Regions from separate parts of the Mus musculus genome. Here region 1 is linked to region 2. The links are chromatin loops, found by intact Hi-C in ENCODE. Cell type or tissue: heart. All regions are shown on one strand. Each heading gives the region's core, and the rest is flanking DNA. Links, peaks and the distances in the headings are about the cores only.

Region 1 (11,828 bases), core at 1,863-9,862, 76 kb after region 2:
GCTTGCAGGGAAAGCCCGGCAGCCTGAGTTCCATCCCTAAACCCATGTAGAAGTGGGATGAACTGACTCCCCGAAGTTCCTCTGAAACCTCTACGTGACAGCCAGAGCCTGTAGTCCCCCATCATATACACAAACACGTGCTAATAAACAGTTAAATATAACTATTTTAGTTTAGTATTTTTCAACATACTAGATGTTGAAAAGAAATAACATCTTGCAGCTTATGTTCTTTAGCTTGAGTTATAGACTGGTTTGACATTCAGAACTTAGAATCTTTATGACGTCAGATATATTCATTTTTTTAATCATGTGCATCTGTGCCCACATTGCCTTCATTCATATGTTGAAACATAATGTAGAGTACAAAAACTGTTTAAAAGCATGTATAATAATAGCTATATCAAACTTAGACATGCCAAACAATGCTGTATGTTGCTTTTTATTAGATTCATAATTGTGAATATGTTATATACAAATGAGCATAGCAATGGATTCTGTAGTTTTACTTTCTGGACATAAAATACAATGATAAGGCGTGCCCTGGACAGACCCAGGGGACCACAGAGAGGCCTTTACCTTGATTAGGAATGCCTCAAGGCAGGCTCGTGACCTGTGAGCCAGCTGGCTTGCAGCCTCCTTGAACTAGGACACCGCATTGGCTTTCACCGGCTCCACAGGGCTCCTCTCTTGCTAACATGGCCATCCTTGTCTGTTACAGCTGCAGCACAGGCGTCCCTAGAGAAGCCTCAGACTAAAACTGGGAAGGCTTTGTTAGCATGTTTTCCCTCTTCATTTCCCTTCTGAGCTGAAGTCCTCCTCGGGTGGCCTCTTGGGATTCCTGGACGATGAGTCATTTGTGGCCAGCAAACGCGCCCCACAACACACCGAGTGCTGGGCCTTTTATACCCTGGAGGGCCCTTTCTTCTGCAGCCTACGTTTTTTCTTTGCTGGGAGAAAAGTGAGGAGAAAAGATTGTATCCCAGCTGAGGCGCCAGGGGCTTCCCCTTCTCAAGGGCAGATTCTGAAAGTCCTTGGAAACACGGGCTTTGCTTTACTTGGGTGTTCTGAAACCTACATTTTAAAAGCACATTTTTATATTGGAATTGCATGCAATTTTACATCATCTATACACATATATTGAAATAGGAACCTTATGTTTATTTACTAGTAAATGCTGAAAACATTCTTTTTTTTGTGACTATATTTAAATCCACAAACCTCGCATCACTTTAGAAACTGTTCTCTCTTGTGCTTTTAGTCAACTAATAAATTCCTCCCCTAAAATAAGCAGCCCTTCTGACTTATTACTAAACTTCATCTAGATGGAAACAATAGATTAGTCCTTCCTAAGTCTCATTCCTCTTGTTCAACAGTTTTTTTCTTCCTTCCTTTGTTTCTCTGTTTTGTTTTTTTTTTCTTTTTTCCTACTGAGTAAGAATGAACTACATAGTATTCACCTACTCACCTACCTTCTTCCAGTGCAGAAGATCAAAACCAGGGCCTTGACAGATTATAAAAATGCGACTCAGATTTCTTGATTGGTTTCCTAGGGACTTTGTAGGATTCACATGGGTTTTCTAGAAAGGTGGGAGCTCAGATGAAGAGACTGTCTGTTTCCTTTCCAGAGTCTTTAAAGCCATGTAAGCCGTGAAAGAAATTTGGAACTGTTCTTTGCATGTCATTCTATCAGACACTGATCAGACAACCGGCTCAAGCTATCCCCAGATAACCCACTCAAGCTGTTCCCCAGATAGCTCACTGAGGCTGTTCCTATGTAGCCCATTCAAACTACCCCCAGATAATCCTCTGTTCCCTGTATAACCCATTCAAGCTGTTCCCCAGGTAACCTATTGGAACTGTTCTTCATCACAATACTTTAAACCGTATCTGAAAGTGAAGAAGTGGGGAAAATAAAGATAGGTCACAGACATTATTTAAAATCCATGAATATCATGACCTTGGAAGGTGGCCCTGGAATTTCAGTCATGTTGACCTCCAACACAGACTGTTTGAACATTAATTATGCCTTTGTAATAGCTTACCCTCAAGGCCACAGGATCTTACTATGACTGTAGGTCAGGAATCCGGAACAGGCTTGCTGGATTGTATGACACTTAGGGCTTTCCCTGTGGTGCAATCAAAGTGCTGAGATAAGCTGAGGGGCTCCTTGAGGTGGTGGTGGTGGTGGTGGTGGTGGTGGTGGTGGTGGTGGTGGTGGTGGTGAGTCCTTCATGGTGTCTCCTTGAGGCACCAGGAGCAGCAGGGCAAGGTTAAGCCTCTAACTGCCCACCCTAAATGCTGACTCTAAAGGCTTCTCTTTCAGTGGATGGTGCAACACACACATCTTGCTCATACATGTACGGTATGTCTCTCTAGTGGAAACACCAGAATGGCTGCCCCTGCAGCCTCACTCCTTGTTATAGGCTGCCAGCACACAAGCAGGGTGGGGCTGAGGTCTCAGTGCCTGCCCCATATCTCCTTTCCACTGTATCTTTTGTAATAGGTTTTATAATAGCTTTTATAATGAATTGATAAGTAGACGTAAATCTCTTACTGAGTCTTGTGACTCACCATTCAATTTTATATGAAACCTGAGGAAGAGGCTGTAGGAAACCTGATATATAGCCATTGTTCAAAATTGTTGGATGAGGGGGGCTAGGAAATTGGCTCAGCACTCGCTGCTTCTGCGGAGGATCTGGCTTGATTCCCAGCACCCATAAGGTGACCCAACCATCTGTAACTCTAGTTCCTGGGGGATCTGACATCCTCTTCTAACCTCCTTTGGCACCCGACATGCACATGGTATATATACATGATACATGGAATCAACATGCTTATGTCCATAAAGTAAATCTCCTTTTTTTTTTCCTTTTAAATCTATTTTTTTCTTTTTCAACCCAGGACTCACAATGGGTGTCTGAAATGAAGATAGTCTTATGGGACTAAACCCATAGTCTATCAGGTAGATCTTTTCCCCAGGTAGAGTCAAAATTCAATTGGAGTTTATACAATTAGTATCTGAGGAGTTGGAGAATTGCTTATTGTGAATGGAACACCCTTCCCCCCACCCCAAATTAACTAGTATATGAAATCGTTCCCCCTTTTGTAAAACTTTGAAAAACAAGACCAATGAAATACATACGTCACATACATACACAGAGACTGATAAGAAATTGCTCATGTGGCTGGAGAAGCAAAGGGTTGTACCATCTGCCATGCGTATGCAGGAGGTCGGGAGGCTGGTGGGAGAGCACAGAGGAGAATCATGAGTAAATCCTAATTCCAGTCTGAAAGCCTGAACCTGAAGCACAATGGGAGGAAGACTACCATCCAGCAGTATGGCAGAAACGAACCAGTTCCTCCTGGCCTTTTGTTCTATTTAAGCCCTTAGCAAAGGGGGTTAGGCCTACCAGGGAGGTGTCTGTTTTACAGAGTTTACCAATCCAATGCTAGGCTATTTCAGAAATGCCTTCATAGACATAACATAGAGGCGACATCTAGCCAGACATCTGGGTACCCTGTAGCCCAGCTAAGCTGACACATAGACCTTCCTACTGCCATGCGGAGCTTTCCCTGACTGATTCCCTCACTACCCAGTAGCTTGCTTAACCTGCCAGGCTGCGTGCTAGCTAGACAGATTCGGTGTACCTTTCCTCCCACCCCCTGTGCTCTCAGTGTCAAAGGCAAGGCATAAAATACATTCATGGATGAATGAACAGAGTGAAAGATGCAAATGTTAGCAGGACTGGAGGCTGGAATGAGGTGGAGTGTGTGGGGCGATGGTGTGTTGGTAGCCGGTAGCTAGGCTCACAGCTCCGGAGCTGTGAATGGATTTAGAGAGATGTATTTTCATTTTTGAGTGGGATGGGTAGGGATTGAATCATCAGCATGAGAAATGAGGGCTGGGTTCGGTGGCCACAGTTTTTGGAAGGAGAAAGAGGCACGAGGAATTGAAGTCAATCATTCTGTTATTTCAAGAATTGAAGAAGGCAGCTCCTGTAATTCCAGCCAATACCCCAAACAAGGGAAAAATCAAATCACCATCCAAGGTTGCATACTAATATGATCATAAGACACAGTTTTAATCACGAATGGCCTTCTACAGATTCAGACACTGTCTGAGAATACATCCATTCGTCTAGGAAAGTTCTCTCAAAGTTTATTTTGATATCACTTAATAATTCTGAATACTAGGAATTTGTGGTAAGTTGTAACCTTTGTTGAAAGGCAATAAACCCATTTTACACTGCATTCATGCTCTGATGTATTCATATGCTTTAAATATGAAATGTCTCCCATAGGCTTCTATGTTTAATAGTTCTCAGCTGGTGGTGCCATTTTGGGGAGATTATAGAAATTTGAAGATTACATCTGGTCTCCTTCCCCATTCTGCCCTGTCCATCATGAGGCGAAGAAGTTCTTTCACCACATACTCCTGCCGACATGATAGTCTGTCCAGGAGTGTGGGCCAAGCAACCATGGAGCAGAGTCCCTAAAGCTGTGAGCCATTAGGTCATTTTGTTCACAGCCACACTAGTGTGAACTCCTCAAAGGCCTGTACTGTGGGAGGGGCTCAAGGTCCAGCAGCAAATGAGACACAGGATATCTGTCCTTTCCTAAGTGTATTTTGAAGATCCTCTCATTGCTTATTTATTTGTTTGTTTGTTTATTGCAGCACTGTGGACCAAATCCAGGGTCGTGTGCACAGTAGGAAAGCACTGGACCCCAGAGCTACATCCCCTTCCTAACTTTACTTTGGATTTTAAGTCAGAATCCCACTAAGTTCCCCAGGCTGGCTTTGAACTCCCTCTGTAGACCAGACTGACTTTGACTTTTTCATTTCCCTGACTTAGATTCCTAAGCAGCTACATCAATAGGCCTACACCCTTAGGCCTGGCTAGCCCTTTAAAGACCAAAGCATTCTTTCTGAAAGAGTCCTATGACATATTGTAATTATTTATCCAAGATCCACAGTCTAGTCTCCTGTTGGGAAGTTGATTAGCTTTTTTATTTTTTGTTAAATACAAATGTTTTGAATAAAAATAATGGAAGGGCATCTAATGTTATGAATCTCCAGAGTCTCTGCTTTTAAGTTCTTGGACAACACATCCACAGGCTGTTAGCATAGTGGCTCCAGACACCGTTCTGAAGATGTCATCTGGTGAATCACTCCCAGACTGATATGCTGAAAACCCAGCTTCCAAGATCATAGGATTGCTTTTAAGAAGCGTTAAATTATGGACATTCCACTTTGTGATTGGGAGTAATGCCCTGATAAAGGAGGCTTCAGAGGCCAGTGAGCATCTTGTGCCATGTGATGCTTCAGTGAGATGAGGTTCTCTGAGGAAGCCGACCCTCACCAGACCCTGAATGTGCAGAGCCTTGATCTTGAATTTTCCAGCTTCCAAACAGCTGAGAAATAAAATTCTATTGCTTGTAAGAAACCAAGTTACAGCATCTCGTGCTTTCTTTCACAGTGTGCCCTCTCCTCAGTGCTACGCTATATTTAGAATATTAAGGTAGGCCATTTTATGAATGTCTCCTAGGTGCTCAGAACACTCAATAGCATTCAGTCAGGCTTCCTTCCCTCTAGTAGGAAAGGCTTCTGAAAAGCCTTCTTGGGAAATAGTGTTCCTCTGCCCTCTCATGCATGAGCTCTGCCTTTCAACACGGAAAGTCAGCTTGCTCCTCCAGACTGGGGTCCAGGTGAATAAGCTAATTGTAATAGGATGTAAAGGCAACATTTGCTGGGGAAGATCAAAGGTCTGGGTCTAATAATTTATGTTACTCCTTGGCTGCAGGGCGGATCACTAGTCACTGCCAGCCGTAAGGCAGTTTTCCACAGCACTGTTAAACAGGCTTCTGCGGTCTTAACTCCAGAGAAGGAGGACACGGAGTTGAGTAGATGTAAGAAAAAAAAATACTTAGGTCAAAGACTGAAGGAGATGCTAGTAGAAAGAAAGTAGATAAGTGTGAGCGACTGAGAGATAGGTGGGCCTTAAAGGAATGCGGGGGCGAGGAGGCAGGGAAATGGTTGCATCGAAGTCATAACCGTACTTGAAGGGTCAAGTGAGAGGATCCCTTAGTGTAGGCAAACAAAACAAAACAAAACAAAAACCAAAGTAGTCTAGAAATTACAATTCCCTGGGAGAGGTGCTGGAATGTCTAAGGCTGTGGGAGCGGCTAGGTCCCCAGAGAAGGGGGCGCATGAACAGGAAAAGCAATAGGACAAGGGTACACAAGGGAAAATGGCAGGCTTCCCCTCCTCAGCGGCAGTTTTGTCTGCTTTTCCAGAAAACCATCAGTCTACCTATCAGGGCCAGACTCAGCATGTGGCAAGGCTCCCCCAACCCCCACCCTCGGTTAGCTTCTTCTTGCTCAAAAACCTGATTTTGATCCTTCTAGAACATCCGCGATCCTTTTGCAGCGTCTTTAGGCCTGGGGGCGGGCGGGGGGGGGGCGGGGAAGCTCCATCTTAGTCACCTTGCACCTGGGGTCTTTGAAGTTACAGGCTGAGTTTGGAAGTGAAACCATTTCCGCTCTGAGGCTTTGACACTGCCAGGTACAGCTCTTAAAAGAGCTGCCCATCAGCTACACGGACATCCAGAGGCAAACACTAGCACGAAACACTTGGAAAGCAGTCTGGAAAAGGTCCTCACTGTCCCATGCTTAGAGTGCGGTGCAAGACGCTGTGAGGTGCCGCTGTGACAGTCCCTAACTCTCTAGACACACCCAGACCCCTGGGCCTGCAGCGCCTCCAGCGTAGCGAAGAGTGAGCGAAAAGCCCCACGCAGGCGCAGGAGCATAGAGGCTAGGACGTGGCAGGGCGTGTCCTGATGGGGGCGCGGCCCGGGCTGGGACCTAATTAGGGAGGTGGCCATGGTAGGGGGGTGGCCTTGTCTGAGGAAAGTACCGTATCCAGGGATGTGGCAGCTGCCTGGGACAAGGCGGGGCTTATAGTGCAGCGTCTCTGGGGGCGGGACCCTGGTGGGTGTGTGATCTTGGCAGGGGCGTGGCGTGGCGGGGCCAGGTCGGGCTAGGCTGGGCTGCCCAGGGCGTTTCCGTTGCACGGAGTTGTGAAGAGTACTGCCTTGTCCTTTGGCGTGTGCATCGGTCCTGCTCTCACCCGCAGCCTGCGCTCTACTGCCTGGTAAGTGGCCGTAGTCCCGGGAGCGACTCCTCCACCAAGGGCTCAGGGCCCTTTTGGGGTCAGGGGACCAGAGCTCCAGTGACCCTGTCTCTCTTTTCCCCTCTCCCTGCAGCTCCAGTCCACTCCTGACCGACAGCATCATGGTAAGCCGTGTGACCGCGACCAGGGCGATCGGGACCCTCTCTGAAGGCAGCTGCCTTCGCAGTCTCTTGGTTTTCGCCTTTCCCATCTGTGTCCCGCTCTGTGTCCTCTCTGTGACCTCTTGGGTGTCCCCCTCCGTGTGCGCTCTCCTGTTTTCTCCCTCGCCCCGGAGTGTCCGGAACCAGCCGGTGTTTCTCCCCGGTGCATGTGAATCAGGCCGCCCCAAATCCAGAGTTGCCAAAATTAGATCCGGAGCAGGAACAGTTCTCTTGGTCATGTGAGGAGAACGCCCTTTGGCTTCCCCTATTTTTTTATTTTTCCCGCAGTTTCCTGTGTTTGAATACTGGGTGTGCGTGGGCAATCTCCATGGTGCTTCAGGGGAGCTTTTTCCAGCGCAAGGCGCAACTTATTTAACAGGAACCGACTGTGCCTTTTCTTTCTCTTTTTCTGCTAAAGGCAGTGAACCAAAAAGCTGGGTTTCCAAAGTAATGAACTGGCAAAACGAGTTCTGAATTGAATTTGCCTTGGGATTCTTTCAGAAGTTGACTTCCGAATAGGTTTTTGTTGTTGTCATTGTTTTAGGAGATCTCTTAGTATTTTTCAAGACTGTAGCAAAGAAAAGTTGATTTTTGTTTTGTTTTGTTTTGTTTTCCAAGCTAGGGTTCCTCTGTGTTGCCTTGGCTGGCCTCGAACTCACAGACTGCCTCTGCTGAGGGCTAGAACTAAAAGCCTTCACCACCACCGCCCAGCGTATGTAGTAATTTTTCAAAGCTGGTCATGTGAAGAAGTTATCATACCTAAAATATTCCGCCCTGAGGCAAAGTGGTTATACCTGGAATCCCACATCTTGGGAGGTAGAGGCAGGAGGATCAGGAGTGAAAGATCATCTTTGGTCATCAAGGGCCTTGGCTTTAACAGGCGGCCTCAACAAACAAAACAACAAAGCTTTCATCCTGAATGAAACTAATTTAATCTTGCCAATGTGACTGACCTGTTCAGAGTCTGGACAATCTTTTAAATAAGTGTTTCAGCCTACTCAGTGTGCCTGAAAACACACACACACACACACACACACACACACACACACACACACTCACACACTCGATCTCTCTCTTCCTCTCCCTCCCTCCCTCCCTCCCTCCCTCCCTCCCTCCCTCCCTCCCTTCCTCCCTCTCTCCCCTTCCCCCTTCTTCCTTCCTTCCCTCCCTTCCCTCCCTCCTTCTCTCCTTCTCCCCCTTCTTCCCTCCCTCCCTCCCCCCCTCCCTCCCTCCTTCCCTCCTTTCCTTCCTCCCTCCTTCCCTCCTTCCCTCCCTCCTTCCCTTTCTCACCAGTTAACTAGCTTGCTTGCTTTAGTACCATTGGATAAGATTTCATGACTCTTCCCAAGAGGCTGTGGAGGGATTAAGATGATTTGGTAACGCTATTGAGTTTATACAGTGTACAGTGTTGCCATTCTCTGGGTTTGCACATGAATAGATAGTTTGCTCATATTACCTCAAGGGGACCTTGGATTTAGGTTCTTCAGCAATAAAGTGCATTTTTTTTTTTTTTTTGTGGGATTAGCTTTACTCCTCTGAGGAGTTTATTTTCATATGTTGGTGTGGTGATAGACATGGTGATTATCAAGCCTCATAGAACAACCCCTCCATCCTTGCCTATTTGGCTTACTCTTAAATAGCTTGTAAATTTCCCAGGGATGTCTCCAGTGTTTTGGTTTTGACAAGGTCCTGATGTGCAGCCCAGGTTGGTTTGGAAGGGTAGGCTTCCTCTTTCTGTGAGACCCCCTTGCCTCAGCCTCCCAAGCCCGGAAATGACAACCGTGCCACCGCAACCGTGCCACCGCAGCCAGCTTGCAGCTTCTCAATCAACTATTTTTCACTATATCCACTCTTTATAGGTAGTATTGGAAACACTGTAGCACGCTGAGCTTTTCAGTGGCTTTGTCAGTAATCTTTGGAAAGCACATAAGTAAACCACTTCCTTAAAATATCTCAGATTAGGGTAGTGTTTTGTATCTTGCATTTGGTGATACAGTATGCCCACCCACATTTTATAAGTGCTGTCCCTCCCTCTCCCTAGTGGTTTTGAGGACCAGATCTCAAAGAGTTCAGCCTGGCCTTGAACTCAATATGTAGCTGAGGATGACTTTGAACTTTGACCCTCCTGCCTTGACTTCCCAAGTGCTGGGCTTACTGGTGTGCACCCCCATGTCTGTCTATAGCTGCATTCTGCTGTCCTCTGGATTCTGATGTCGTCTAGGAAAACTGGAGCTTTATGTTAGGTTTCACAGAGTTTCTTTTGTTGGAAGAACTTTTGTTGACCCAAAGGATAGGAACCAGAGACTTGCATTCCATGACATCTGGAGAGGATGGTATTAGATTTCTACCTCAGAGGTGTGTGCTTCAGCAACTAAAAATGCATTGTTTAAATATTAATGTCTCTTGCTTATTGAAATAGTTTTCCACTACAACAATTCTTCATATTTATGAACTTTGACTATGTACCTATATTAATAATTTACTTTTACTTATGTTGGGACTGCACCATTTATAAAAGTACAAAAACACAGAGGCAGGTGTTTAGGCAGAATATGAGTATGACCATCTTGCTAAGAATTTAAATAGAAAGAATTGGTTGAGCTAGGTAGTGGTATACTCCTTTAATCCCAGCACTCAGGAGGTAGGGGCAGGTGGATTTCTGTGAATTTGAGGCCAGCCTGGTCTACTGAGCAAGTTCCAGGACAGCCAGGGATACACCACAGAGAAACCATGTCTTGAAAAAAAGTTGTCTGTATCTCATAGACAAATGAACCATTTCATAAATTTTAATTCTGTTCAAAGATTTCATTTTCAGGTAATCAAATTTTAAGAATTTAATTTTGGGCGATCTGAATTTAATTTTACTAGTTTTGTTGTTCTTTTTTTTTTTTTTTTCTTTTGGGGGTAGTTGCTTTTCGAGAGGGTTTCTCTGTGTAGCCTTGGCTGTCCTGACCAGGCTGGCCTCAGACTCATAGAGATCCACCTGCTTCTGCCTCCCAAATGCTGGGGTGAAGGGTGTGCACCATCACTACTCAGCTGGTTTTGCTGTTCTTAAAGAGTTAATATGTTCACTAGAGTAGGAATGTCATGAACACAAAAACTGGGCTGTATAAATGTTCAGTAGAAACTCCAAGAGTACCAGTTACCTCTGTGATGTGTATTTAAACTGTTTAAGAGTTGGTTGGAAGATTTGGGAGTTGGTTTAGAATTGTGGACTCATAGCAGTAATTTACCAAGGCCCCTTGCAGAGCTGGCAGGATCAGAGTAAACACGTTCATTTTCTCTGAGCTCATTACAAAGGAATCTGTGGACATTGACTTCCATCTCAGGTTGGTTATCTCTGGGTCAAGGTTGCCTGTGGCCCATGGCCTGATGCCCCGGCTCAGTGTGGCACAGACCCCAATCCCCTTGACTCTGGCTTCCTTTGTTTTCTGAGAAAGCAACTTGGCTGCTCTGCAAGCCACCGAACCCTTCACTGGCATCAGCAAGGCCTGGTTTCCTTATCGTTTACCTGAGCTCCTTGGAAGACCTCTTCTGGTGTTTAAGTGACCTAGAGATATGTGGATTGTGACTTTCTTCTGTTAATGACTTCAGAGTGCAAAACAGTAAATATATTTCTAATCGTAGATCCATTTCTGAAACACACTTTAGTTGCATAACTGTCTACTATTCCAAAATTGCACAAGTGTATTAGTTGAGTTAGAAGTGTTGTTCCTAAAGTCTTTGCTTTAAAAGTGTTTTTGATTCATCCTTTCTTTCTGTTACTAGCTCACACAGTATGCAAACATGTAAGCCACTGGTTGGAAGGAACGCATACTGCAGTTGGCTTCATTTCTTGGGACTCTTGCTTCCCTTGCCTTTACTTTCCCTTTGTGTGTGCATTCAGACCATTTGGATATTTGCTTTCCCGCTCCATCCAGGTATTGTCTCCTAGGTCTTGTGAGACTGGATAGCATAATTGGAGCTGTGACTAAGAGTTGTTGCTAGGATGGGTACTTTGCCAAACTTTTCAAATGCATTATCTAGTACTTGAGATACATTTTGGAAATAGGTATTACTCTTTTTTGAGGTGGCTTTGCTGGCACTATTTGTGTAGGATAAAGGAGGGGAGGCATCGGAAGTAGGCACAGTGGGAACAAATGCAAATGCTTAGGGCATGTCGGAGAATTCGGCAGGATGGAACTTTAGTAGCACTGCCAGAGTGACCATAGTAAGGGAGGTGAAAGGTGCCCTGTCTGGGAAAGGGATACCAGGGAGAGAGGCAGAGCCAGACCCCAGTGATAGGAATTGTTCTCTAGGTGGTGGAGAGCCCTTCTTGGGCCATTAAAGGTGAGTATGCCTGGACCAGATTTGTGTTTAAGACAGAGTATTATGGAGCTAGCATGGTGGCTGCATTCCTGGGGGCTGTAAAAGAGAGATAGCCTTGTTGCAGTTGGAAGGGAAACTGGATCACTTGGGAACGTGTTCCAATAGTCCCAGGGAGTGCCTTACCACCACCA
Region 2 (11,828 bases), core at 1,723-9,722:
CCCATTTGGAGGAGCCCAGAAGATCACGTGTAGATCATAGACATTGAGACAAGAACATTACTCCAAGGTAACATTGAAGTTGCCTTGGAGACCCCACGGATTTTCAAGATGCCAGAGCCTTAGGGTATCTGCCAAGGAAAGCTGCTAATGGAGTGGAACCATTCCAGGAAAAGGAATTTGTTGCAGTCAATAAAAGATGAAAATGGAGTTGAGATCTGAAGCCTGTTTTGATATCAGCCGAGATGCAGAGTTTGTAGTTTGCCCAGCTGCTTTCCTGTCTTGCTTTGGGGATTATAGTTGAGTGATTGGATGAATCTCAGAAGAGACTTTGAACTTTGGACTTTTAACATTGTTGAGACTGCTATAGACTATGGGGACTTTGGAAGTTGGATTAAATGTACCATTTTTATTATGTTATGGCCAGATATTGCCCCCACAGACATGTGTTTGAACAAGCCTATAGGAGCCAGGGAGTGGAATGTGATGGTTTGTATATGCTAGGCCCAGAGAGTGGCACTATCAGGAGGTGTGGCCTTGCTGGAGAAGGTGTGTCCCTGTGGGCATGGGCTTAAGACCCTCATTTTAGCTCCCTGGAAGTCAGTTTTCCACTAGCACGCTTCAGATGAAGATGTAGAACTCTCAGCTCCTCCTGTACCTTGCCTGCCCAGATGCTGCCATGTTCCCACCTTGATGATAATGGACTGAATATCTAAATCTGTAAGCCAGCCCCAGTTAAATGTTGTCCTTTATAAGACTTGCCTTGGTCACTGTGTCTGCTCACAGTAGTAAGACCCTAAGATACCAAGGAACATACAGGAGCTGGACCTAAGCCCTACACATCTGTAGCAGATGTGCAGCTTGTTGTTCCTGTGGTTCCCCTAACAAGTGGCATGGGTGCTGTCTCGGTCTGTTCTCTGCCACTGGGTGTGCTGCCCTGACTTGGACTGCCTGGTTTTGTCTCAGCGGGAGAGGATGTGCCTAGTCCTGCTAGTACACCCACAGGGTAGGGAGGTACCCAACAGGGGCTCCCCTTCCCTAGGGAGAAAGTGAGGAAGCAATGGGAGGAGGGATTTGTGGGGGTAAGACTGGGAGGAGAGAAGGGAAGGGGCTGTGATCAGGACATAAAGTGAATTTTAAAAAATGAATAAATAAATAAAATGTACTTTAAAAAGATAATTTTAAAAAACAAAATAACAATAAAAGTTCTAAAAAGAGAGGTCTTACAGGGAAAGGAGTCAAAGCACTCACCTGGTCTTTAAGCAGCATTATCCCACCACTAGACTGAATAGTACAAATTTCTCGATGCTTATTCATGGCAATCACCAGCAAGCCATCCATTACTCGTTCTTCACGTTCATTGGGGTCCACCAATAAGTATGTTCTGAAACAAATGTTAAATGGTCCTCAACATATATGAAGCTGAGTTCTGTTTCTAGGAGAATGGGTTTGTCTTTTTTTTTTTTTAAAGATGTATGTATTATATAAAAGTACAATGTAGCAGCTGCCTTCAAACACTCCATAAGAGGGTGTCAGATCTCATTACAGATGGTTGTGAGCCACCATATGGTTGCTGGGATTTGAACTCAGGACCTTCGGGATAGAAGTCAGTGTTCTTAACCACTGAGCCATCTCTCCAGCCCCATGCCTTATTTTTTAGTTAGCATTCAAAGTCAATACTGAAGGATTTGAGCCACTTCAACTCAGTAACTTCAGTTACATGAAATCTATGTCTCTCTGGCCATTACAATGAAGTCACATTAAGTTCAGATAAAGACTTAGATAACACTAGTTTGGTTCATTTTAAAGTGGCCCTGGGGTCCTGCCCTCTAAGTTCTAGAGTCTGCCTGCCTCTGCAGTGTCCTTTTCCCAATAGAGAACCACCTACCGTGGTTCAGTGCCTAACAGCTGAAATCTTTTCTCTAGTTCTTATGCATGGGAGTCTCTCCTTTCCTGAAGATCCAAGAACCGTGTTTCACTTAGAAGCACATTACATGGATGTATAAGCCTCTCCAGCTCATACTGTGAGCGTTTAACAGGAATTGTGAAGACAAGGCTAGACAGTTGAAGGAAGCAATTTTTCAGGTTTGCCAACTATTTCCCCTTCCAATGGGCTCCTCAAACTACTGCCCATAACATGCCTCACACTGCCAATGTTCTATTAGTCCAGAGTAACCCTTACCCCATGCACAATCTCAATTGAGCTCACATATCCTCAAGGCCTTTCTCTAGCTAGGGAAGGGTAGATGCTACCATGCCACATGAAAGTCTTACACTCTAAGTATGCTGTGAGCAGAGAAACGATGGAGGTACATTCATAACAGCTGAATTTGCCAGTTCTATTAAGAAAACCTTTACAAAGACAGGAAGAAACCAGTAGGTGGTCTAGTATTAAGGGCAGCAGGTTTATGCGTATCTGAACAGAGCAATAAAGTTCTTAGCTTGGAGCTGGCATAGCTCAGCTGGCAGAGTGTTACACATCATACACAAAGCCCAGACTCCATTCTTCAGCACTATATAACCAGGCACAGTGGCACATGTCTGTAACCCCAGCACTTGGGAAGTGAAGGCTGAAGGATCAGAAGTTCATAGTCAACTACTCAGATATATAGAGCTGAGCTACAGGACCCATCCAATTGCTAGGTATACTCACATTTCAACCCATGGCAAGGTAACACTTACCCTTGCTGAAAGAAAGCAAAACTGACACAAATGGGCATATGGTGGATGCTCAATGGCACGGGATCACGCTCTTCAGGGGTATACTGTTTCAGAAGAAAGGCCAAAGTCTTAAAGTTAGCAAATGAGAAAAATACAAAACACTAAGATATGAAATTCTTAACAGTGAGTATCTAAACAATGTCTTTTATAGTTACCTATGTGACTCTGACAACTGTGTTCCTACTTAATTTTTATGATGATAAAACATCGATCTCATGTCTAATCTTCTCTCCCAGAGCTTCAGTCCAGTGGCCTTTTTAGGAAGGTATATGTGCAGTGCTACCTAGGAGTTCTTGATGCCCATCTGGGCACTCTGAGTTAGCCATGTAAGTACTGTGGTCCTGCCTCTATCCTCCTCCCTAAGCAGAGCCTAGGAGTGCTGTTAACAAGCCTCCAGGCAGTCCTCATGAACAAAGGGCCTGCAGAAACATGAAAATCCAGCAAGCCTCAGTCCATTTCAGGTACTACAGGCCTCTCATGCTGACCTACTCAGAGACCAACCCTTTCCTCTAGTAGTCAATCCAAAGAAAGAGCCACAGTTCTATTACAGGAGACCAAGCTGGGTCATGTTATTATTGACAGGCAATTCTGTGAGAGAACATGAAACTTCTAGGGCATTTCTGACCATTTGCAGTTTCTGTCTTGTGAATAAAAACTAGAAGAACCCTAAATGCTATCTGCCATGTCTCCTGTCAGCACACGAAGGATTTGCTCACAGGAACAATTCTGATCGGAGCCCTGGAAGCTTACCAGTGTTACTTCCTCTCCTTGGACAGAGACATCAGGTCTTCGGAAGTGACACAAGGCTACAATTGCAGCAATGCTAGCAGCATCAATAATATTCCCATCATGATTTAATAAATGTAGGTCTACACGGATCTGCCAAACCTGAAAGTGAATTTAATATAAAAATAAATCCCAACTGAGCATGACCAATGGCCACTGGTAAAGAAATACTGCACTTTTTTTTTTTTTAACGTATACGGCTAATCCTTCCAGTTTATCCAGGAAAAATGCAGTTAACTTTAAAACAAAACACTTGAAATACTAATAGTTAACTTATCTATGGGATTCATTTGAAAGACTAAGAATATGTAACTGAATGGAAGCATTCTAACATTTGAAACTTATGTTTTTTAAAAAACACATTTATTTTCCATGTATGCACATTTGCTTGCATGTATGCATGTACCACACTCATGCCTGGTGTCCCCAAAACTGTGTTAAAGCTTCTGGAACTACAGTTACAGAGGTTGTGAACCGCCATGTGAGTGCTGGCAACCGAACCCAAACCTCTGCAAGGTCTCCAGGTTCCTACGTCTGTTTTAATTGTGTCTGAATCAACAGTATTCATTGTTAAGATATTTTGAACATATTTCTCACCTTTTCACCAGCGACAACACAGAGAGATTCAGTGTCTATACACTTTGAATTTCGTAGACACCTTTCTAAGAGTCGATTCAGCTTCACCAAGAGATCTGACTGCCTATGGAAAGAAGAACGAACTAATGTGATAAACTTCGACTGTGAGCAGGAAAACAATATCTCACTGAGGGTAAGTTCTTCCATGGCTAAAGTAACTTAACAAAGAGTGAGATACCTGCCAGGCTCAAAAGCTGGAGCAGCCATCTGAGAAAGCTCAAGGTTAAAAAAGAGGATACCTTCCGTTGCCCTATTGAGTTTCGGAGAAACAAGTTCACAGGAAACCTGTCCAAGGACTCTGCAAAAATAAAGGTGCAAAGCAGTCAACTAAACGTACTTTCTTTTCAATTAAAAAAAAAAAAAAAAGGGTGACGAAATCTAAAATAACAACAACAACAACAAAAACCTAAACAACACAATGTGACATAAGAGGCAGAAATTACATATAGAATGTGGTAAACTGGACCCAGCAACCTGCCTACACACACACAATAATGCACATACACAATAATAAAGGTTTTTTTTTTTAAGGGTAAGTAGATTTCACGCAGAAATAAAAAATATTGGTATACACAAAAGGATGACAGAAAGGAAATCTCTTATTTCTTACATCATTTGAGAATAAAAGGGAAACTGAGGCTTACTGATGACATGATCGATACACTCCTCACACTAGAAAATGAGACATGCAGATAACCTGTGTGATCAATGTTAGCTGTCTACATGATTTATAATGGTCATACGGAACTATGATACTCATATAACAGAAAGCACTAATGGTTGAAAGTTAAACTGCGCACAAAACTAAAAAAGGCTGGCATTAAAGAAACATATTTCTCATCAGAATAATGATAATAATAAGAATAAGAATAAGAATAGCACGTTTGGAATTCGGAGCTGCTCAGTAAACAACCGAGTCAGTATGTTGTGATTTTCACACCTCCTGTTGCATTATCTAACTTGAATCCTGTTACCTTGTTTTTCCCAGTTCCACAATACAGCATCCATAATCCGTTCCGAATGAGATCCTGATGTTCCTGTAATCATAGGTCTGTCTGCCGTCCAGGCGCTGTAAGCAAACACCATTTACTGCTTTAACATATTTATGAGTGGCAACTGTGTCTGTGTGGTCCTGGTTCCCAACGTCCCTGCCACTGAATACTGCTGGCTTAAGGTTCAAAGGAACTGGTCAGGGTCAAATACTGCCCTGAGGCTTGGGGAATGGGGAGAGTCCACACTGGGCAGCCCCCGAGTCCACACCACGACCACACAACAGGCCGAACTGACAATGTATCCACGGACAACCCGAGTCTACACCCAAAGCCACGGTGTTCACACCGCAGGCCTCGCACCTTCTTCTCCTCAATTGCGCGGAGCAGGAAGCGGCGCTCACAGTTGGAAAGCGGCGTCTCCTTCATAGTGGCGGGCCACGCAAAGGATGAACGGCACCGAGACAAGTCCGCACACCGGCTTCTTCCCGGCGCGGAAAACCGACGTCATCCAGGCGCAGGCTCGGGGGCGTGGTGTGGGCGTGGCTAGAGATCGGGGGCCGCTGGGGCCGGTACAGGCAGTGTAGCAAATCAACGAAGATTTCCCGGGTTGGTCCTGCCCGGCATCGCAGTGGAGATTAGCATCTGCAGTGCAGTCCTGTTCCTAGTTTTTTATTGAGACAGAATCTCACTCTGTCTCTGACTGAACTCAACAGAGACTTACTTATCCCTACAAGTCGTAACAGTTCTTGCTTTGGGGGTAGGAAACAAAGATTTCCCCAGCTCTTGGGTCTGGATGTCTACCATCTTCCAGGCTGACCTAAGTATTGGGATTCCCTGGCACTTCACCACAGAGACAGTCTACTGAGGATGCTGACTTTTGTCAGAGAAAGATGGAAGGGTGGTGCGAATCGGTGGAGAATCCTTGTAAGGGCTTGGGGCGGATGGGGAGGATGTAGCCGACTAAAGGTGGTTCACATGGGACCTGAGGACGGGAAAACAAGTGAAGTGTAACGTCACTGACTGGAACCTCGTTTACTGCTTATATCTCATTTTAAACCGACAGGCTTATTTTTACAGACAGACATGTGTCCTCCATCTGCTGGCCGGTGTCCTGATTCACCCACATCAAGAGCTGGTATTTGACAGCTTGCGCAACGAGTGAGGCAGCAGTAGGTGATCCTTTAGTGCCCAAATCTTCTGTTTCTCCTTTTTTATTATTGTTTTTTTATTTTAATTACAGAGTCTCACTGTGTATCACTGGAACTAACAGAGATCCACCTGACCCTGCAAAGTTGTAACAGCTCTTGCATGGGTTTAGGAAATAGGGATTTCCCCCAGCTCTTGGCTATGGCTAGCTAGCAGCTTCCAGGTTGACCTAGTTTTTGGGATTTGCAGCAACAATGAATGCTACAGCTCTTGGCCCAGGGTCTGAGACCTTGGCCCCAAAGATTTAACAACTCTGAAACGTTCCAGTTGTCAGGACTGTAGTTTCTGGTCTTGCTCTCTGTTCTCTCCAGCTGTCCCTTTTCTGTGCTGCCTTTCTTCCAGTCCCGGCTGCTTTTGAACTATTCAGCTGCTGCTTCCTCGGCTGTCCAGCTGCCCGGCCTTGCCATTGTCTCAGCGTGGCCGCCAGACTGCACAGCTGCGTATGCATCACCGCTCTCAGCTGCCCCAGCTGCTTTTCCCGTTGCCCCCTCAGTTCACAGAACAGAAAGAGAAAAGTTTCCTTGAATCAGATGCTTCAAATCCAGAGAAGACAGCACAGGGTAGTGCCTTCCAAGCATCTCACTAGGTGATCCTGAGCATACATCTTCTATTTTTCTGGATTTTTTTTCCTCTCGTAAATATAATGGTTTAATTATGGAAAACAAAGAAGTTAATGTTTTTCTACCATTATTCTTCAGCGTGTACTAAATCAGTATACCTTTGAATTCTACTGTGTTAAAATGTTTGGTTTATGGGCTGGAGACGTGCCTTAGAGTTAAGAACTGTTGGTCTTCCAGAGGATCTGAGTTACCAAACACAGCAGTCACATGGGGTGATGCACAACTATAACTACAGCATCGTGGGATCCTAATCACTCTTCTGGCCTCTGAGGATACGGTGCACACATGCATAAACACAGAGACATGCACTCATACACAAGTACCTCCATCTTAGTAGTATGCAAATCTCCTTTTATCCTTATCATTGAAAATTAGTTTATTTGTTTGCTGATTTTCTTGTTTTTGTTAAAAGATGAGAACAAGCTGGGCATGGTGGCACACACCTTTAATCCCAGCACTTGGGAGGCAGAGGCAGGCAGATTTCTGAGTTTGAGGCCAGCCTGGTCTACAGAGTGAGTTCCAGGACAGCCAGGGCTATACAGAAAAACCCTGTCTCGAAAAATAAAAAAAAAATTTAAAAATTAAAAAAAGATAAGAACAATAGTCAGGTGGTGGTGGCACTCTCTAATCTCAGCACTTGGGAGGCAGAGGCAGGCAGATCTCTGAGTTTGAGGCCACAAAGGTCTACACACTGAGTTTCAGGACAGCCAGGGCTACACAGTGAAACCCTCTCTCAAAAGAACCTAAATAAATAAGTTTCCTCAAAGTTTGTTGTATGTTTTATTTGCATGCCTACTTTACATACTTGCATACTTAGGGGTACAGAAAAGTTTCTCAGGTGAAAAGAAGGCAAGAATGGGGAAAGTTTAAGATGTCCTAACATGGAGTTTACTAAGGCTCGCGATACCAAAAAATCTGACCCAAACTGTTCCTAAAAGCTATGGCTGAGTCCAGAAGACTGACAACCAGCTATAGTCAGTATGTTGTGTTCTCAGTGTCAGTGGGTGGTCAAGAAGGCTGGGCTGGGTAGAAATACAGCTGACTGATAGTTCTTTTACTCAGGCAGCAGGAAGAAACCAACAGCTGCTGAATAAGGAGTCATGTTGCCCAACCCCACTGTCTTTAATAACTTTTTTTTTTTAATTAGAAGGAACACTTACTATAAGAACACTAATAACCCTAATAGTGCCTTTCAGAGTTCCAAAGTGCCTAAGAGCATTCAGCATCTGTCTGTGCCCCAGGAAGAAGCAGCCCCCCTCGTCTATTGCACAGAAACTCTGGTGATGCTGTGAGAATTAACACTCACTTGGGGGGAGTTACAATATAAAGTAATTAAAAGCAGGAACTCTAAATTGTTTGAGCTGGAATTAGCCTTTGCCTTTGACTGTTTCTGAGATTCTGGACAAGTTCTTTAGCGTGCTGGCTAGTGTCGTGTCAACTTGACACACAAACTAGAGCTATCTGGAAGGAGAGAACCTCAATTGAGAAGACATCTCCATAACATCCAGCTGTAGGGCATTTTCTTAAATTAGTTATTAATGGAGTGAGTGGGGTCATCCCTAAACTGACGGTCCTGGGTTCTCTAAGAGAGCAAACTGAGCAAGCCGTGGGAAGTAAGCCAGGAAACACCCCCCCTCCATGGTGTCTGCATCATCTCCTACTTCCAGGTTTCTGCCCTGTTTGAATTCCTATTCTGACTTCCTTTGGTAATGGACAGCAATATGAAAGTATAAATTGGATAAACCCTTTCTTCTCCAACTTGCTTTTTGGTCATGGGTATTTCATCACAGCAATAAGAAACGCTAAAAAAGTCAAGAGCTGGAGAAGTGATACGTGCAGAAAGCTAAAGCAATGCGTGGTGGAAGAGGAAATACCACGAAAAGGCTTGCATGTTACCATGTTTCCTTTTGCTTTAGAAGTTGTAGGCTGTGCCCAGGTTGACCCTCATAGCCCCCCCCTCCTTTTATTCCTATCAGTGATACATTGTAGTCTCCATTTGTAAAACTTCCAGAATGTATTATTTAGTAAATACTTGCGTTTTTATTGTTTTAAGAACGAGTGGGGGTGGGGGTGGCACAAGACTTTAATCCCAGTACCAGGAACCCAGAGGCCAGTGAATCTTTGTGAGTTCAAAGCCAGTCTAGTCTATGTATTGAATTCCAGGCCATCCAACACTGCAGAGTACAGCCCTGTCCTAAAAGAAAAACAAGAAAGAGAAGAAAAGAAATCTCTGCTAGAATAGGGAGTAGACAATTCCCTCAGTTCAGAGAATTTAGAGTCTCTCTTCAAAAGACAAAATCCGGGCTGGTGAGATGGCTCAGTGGGTAAGAGTACCCAACTGCTCTTCAAATCCCAGCAACCACATGGTGGCTCACAACCATCCGTAATGAGATCTGACGCCCTCTTCTGGTGTGTCTGAAGACAGCTACAGTGTACTTACATATAATGAATAAATAAATCTTAAAAAAAAAAGACAAAATCCTAAGCAAATTAACAGTTTCACACACTGATTGGCGCTGTCTGAGTACTTGACTGTTTCGTAGGATTCTAGAAAGTGGTGACCTTTAAAAGGTGTTTCAAACAGAACGAGTTTGCAAAGATCAAGGCAAGATCGGCTCATGTGGCCAGCGGACAGGAATTGTGTCCACACATTAGTTCATTAGGTTTCGAGATAGCCAACAGGCTGGGGGATACAGTCTCTTTGAGCTCTTTGATGACAGATTCGTGTTTGTAGAACAGTTTCATACACTATTGGGTAAGCTAGTCATTTGAATATTCGGCCTCTCACAGCAAGCACTCAGTAATTTCTCTCTTTTTTAATTTTTGTGTGAATGTGTGTGAAAGTGCATGCCATAGCACATGGGGAGGTCAGAGGACAACCACTCATGCCATGCCTGCCTTCTGATTTGTTTGAAATGTGCTCTTGTTATTTGTCCCTCGGTATGTATCCCAGGCTAGCTGATCCAAGAGCTTTTAGGCCTTCTCTAATTTCTGCCTCCCATCTCGCCATATGATCTGACATTGCAGACACACGCAGTTCTGCATAATATGGCTTCTGGGAATCCAAATTGGATCCTCTGACTTCCACTGCAGACACTTTACTCATTGAGCCCTTGTCCCAGCCCATGTGATTTTTCTTTCTTTCTGAAATAAAACAGACTTTTATAGACATAATCTATTCTTTCCTGCAAGGCAACTTGGTAGTAGGAAAAAATTGTTTTGTTTTGTTTTGTTTTAGTTTGTTTTGTTTTGAGACATAGTTTCATCATAGCTCAGGCTAACCCAAAGCTCGCTGTCATCCAGGGTATGAGTAGCCCAGGATAGCTATAAACTCATGATAATCCCCCTGCCTCAGTCTCCCATATACTGGGATTATAGACATGAGCCACTATTCCCAGAGAAGATTATTTTTATTAACTGTTGCAGTTATTGAACTTTAATGTTTAATTTAATGTCAACCATTAAATTTCTTCAAATAGGATCATACTTTGTTTTTAAACATTTTTCTATTTATTTCATGTATGTGAGTACACTGTAGCTGTCTTCAGATACAGCAGATGATGGCATTGGATCCCATTACAGATGGTTGTGAGCCACCATGTGGTTGCTGGGGATTGAACTTGGGACCTCTGGAAGAGCAATCAGTGTTCTTAACCACTGAGTCATCTCTCCAGCCCCATACTTTAAATTTTTATTGTTGAGTGTGGTGGTTTGTATAAGAATGGCCTCAATTAGGTTCATATATTTGAGTTCTTAGCCAACCAGGGAGTGAAAAGATTTTGAAGGAGTGAGGAGTGTGAAAAGATTAGGAGGCATGGCCTTGTTGGAGTAGGTGTGGCCTTGTTGGAGGAAGTGTGTCACTGGGGGTGGACTTTGAGGTTCCACATGCCAGCAATAGATCCAGTATCTCTGTCTCTTTCTGTCTGTCTGTCTGTCTGTCTGTCTCTCTCTCTCTCTCTCTTTAGCTCTCTCTGTGCGTGTCTGCCTACAGATCAGGCTGTAAAGCTCTTAGCTACTGCTCCTACCAGCACACTGCCATGCTCCCTACCATGATAACAATGAACTAAGCCTCTGAAAGTGTAAGGAAGCCCCCGATTAAATGCTTTGTTTTATAAGAGTTGTCTTGGTCATAGTATCTCTTCACAGCAATAGAACAGTGACTAAGACATGGGGTTAGCTGGCAGCAATGCACATAAATGTCGAGAGAGTTGCAAGGTAGGCAATCTAATGGCCTTTTTAAAGATCATATCCTTATCGAAGGAGATGGTGAATGTGTCAGTTAATGTAACAAATGTTTTGTAGCTGTGATTAATTGAAATTTTGAGGTTCATGAACTATCCTGGATTATCTGTGAGCAAGCCTCTTGTAGTTACAAGAGTCTTTAATAGCGGAAGGCAGGAAAAGGAAAGAGACTAGGCCATGGTTGTGATAGGAGCTGAGATCCAAAAAGAAAGCAGGCACTGTCCATTCAGCTTTGGAAATGAAAATGGTTTCTAAACAGAAGGTTGCCTTATGAATACCTTTTAGATCTCCGATCAACAGAGTTCTAAACTGTTATGTTGCTCTGAACCCTTGAATTTCTGGTAATTTGTTATAGTGATGTCTTAGTTTAGACCACTGTGATAATACGCCATGGGCTGGGTGGCTTATAAACAACAGAGATTTGTAACTCACAGTTCTAAAAGCTTGGATGCTCACAATCATTGCAAAGCCAACTTGATGTCCAGTAAGAACTTGTTTCCCAGCTTGCAAATGGTTCTCATCTTGATCCTCACACAGCAACAAGGTACAGGACTTTGAAGGTCTCTTACAAGCACAGTATCCCACTCACTAAGCCTCTTCTCTCATGTCCCAAACATCTTCTCAAGCC

Evidence for each region. Peaks named below come from ENCODE experiments on the same cell type or tissue, not always from the same donor. Only the 100,000 strongest peaks of a DNase experiment are listed, where the experiment ranks them.
Region 1: it touches region 2 in a loop (2.1-fold over the local background); 2 of 42 quality-filtered maps call a loop at or near these places.

Annotation. Positions count from the first base shown.
Region 1 is chr3:36,470,895-36,482,722 of GRCm38, reverse strand. Anxa5 (annexin A5) reads left to right here and starts at 6,836. Exons shown (of 13, transcript NM_009673.2): 1 at 6,836-7,150; 2 at 7,263-7,293. The coding sequence starts at 7,291. It overlaps 1810062G17Rik (RIKEN cDNA 1810062G17 gene), which reads right to left and starts at 6,786. Exons shown (of 3, transcript NM_028183.1): 1 at 6,484-6,786; 2 at 3,156-3,239; 3 at 424-947. The coding sequence starts at 6,588. The coding sequence ends at 747. It overlaps Mir7009 (microRNA 7009), which reads left to right and starts at 7,199; the gene lies at 7,199-7,262. In heart, for the core only: a CTCF peak has its summit at 6,771; DNase peaks (open chromatin) are centred at 6,312, 6,892 and 7,512; H3K4me3 peaks cover 2,528 bases; H3K27ac peaks cover 3,143 bases.
Region 2 is chr3:36,546,416-36,558,243 of GRCm38, reverse strand. Exosc9 (exosome component 9) reads right to left here and starts at 5,638. Exons shown (of 12, transcript NM_019393.2): 1 at 5,493-5,638; 2 at 5,115-5,209; 3 at 4,319-4,438; 4 at 4,102-4,204; 5 at 3,469-3,606; 6 at 2,680-2,762; 7 at 1,249-1,381. The coding sequence starts at 5,558. In heart, for the core only: no CTCF peak of the experiment used is centred there; DNase peaks (open chromatin) are centred at 5,653, 6,133 and 6,613; H3K4me3 peaks cover 1,646 bases; H3K27ac peaks cover 1,022 bases.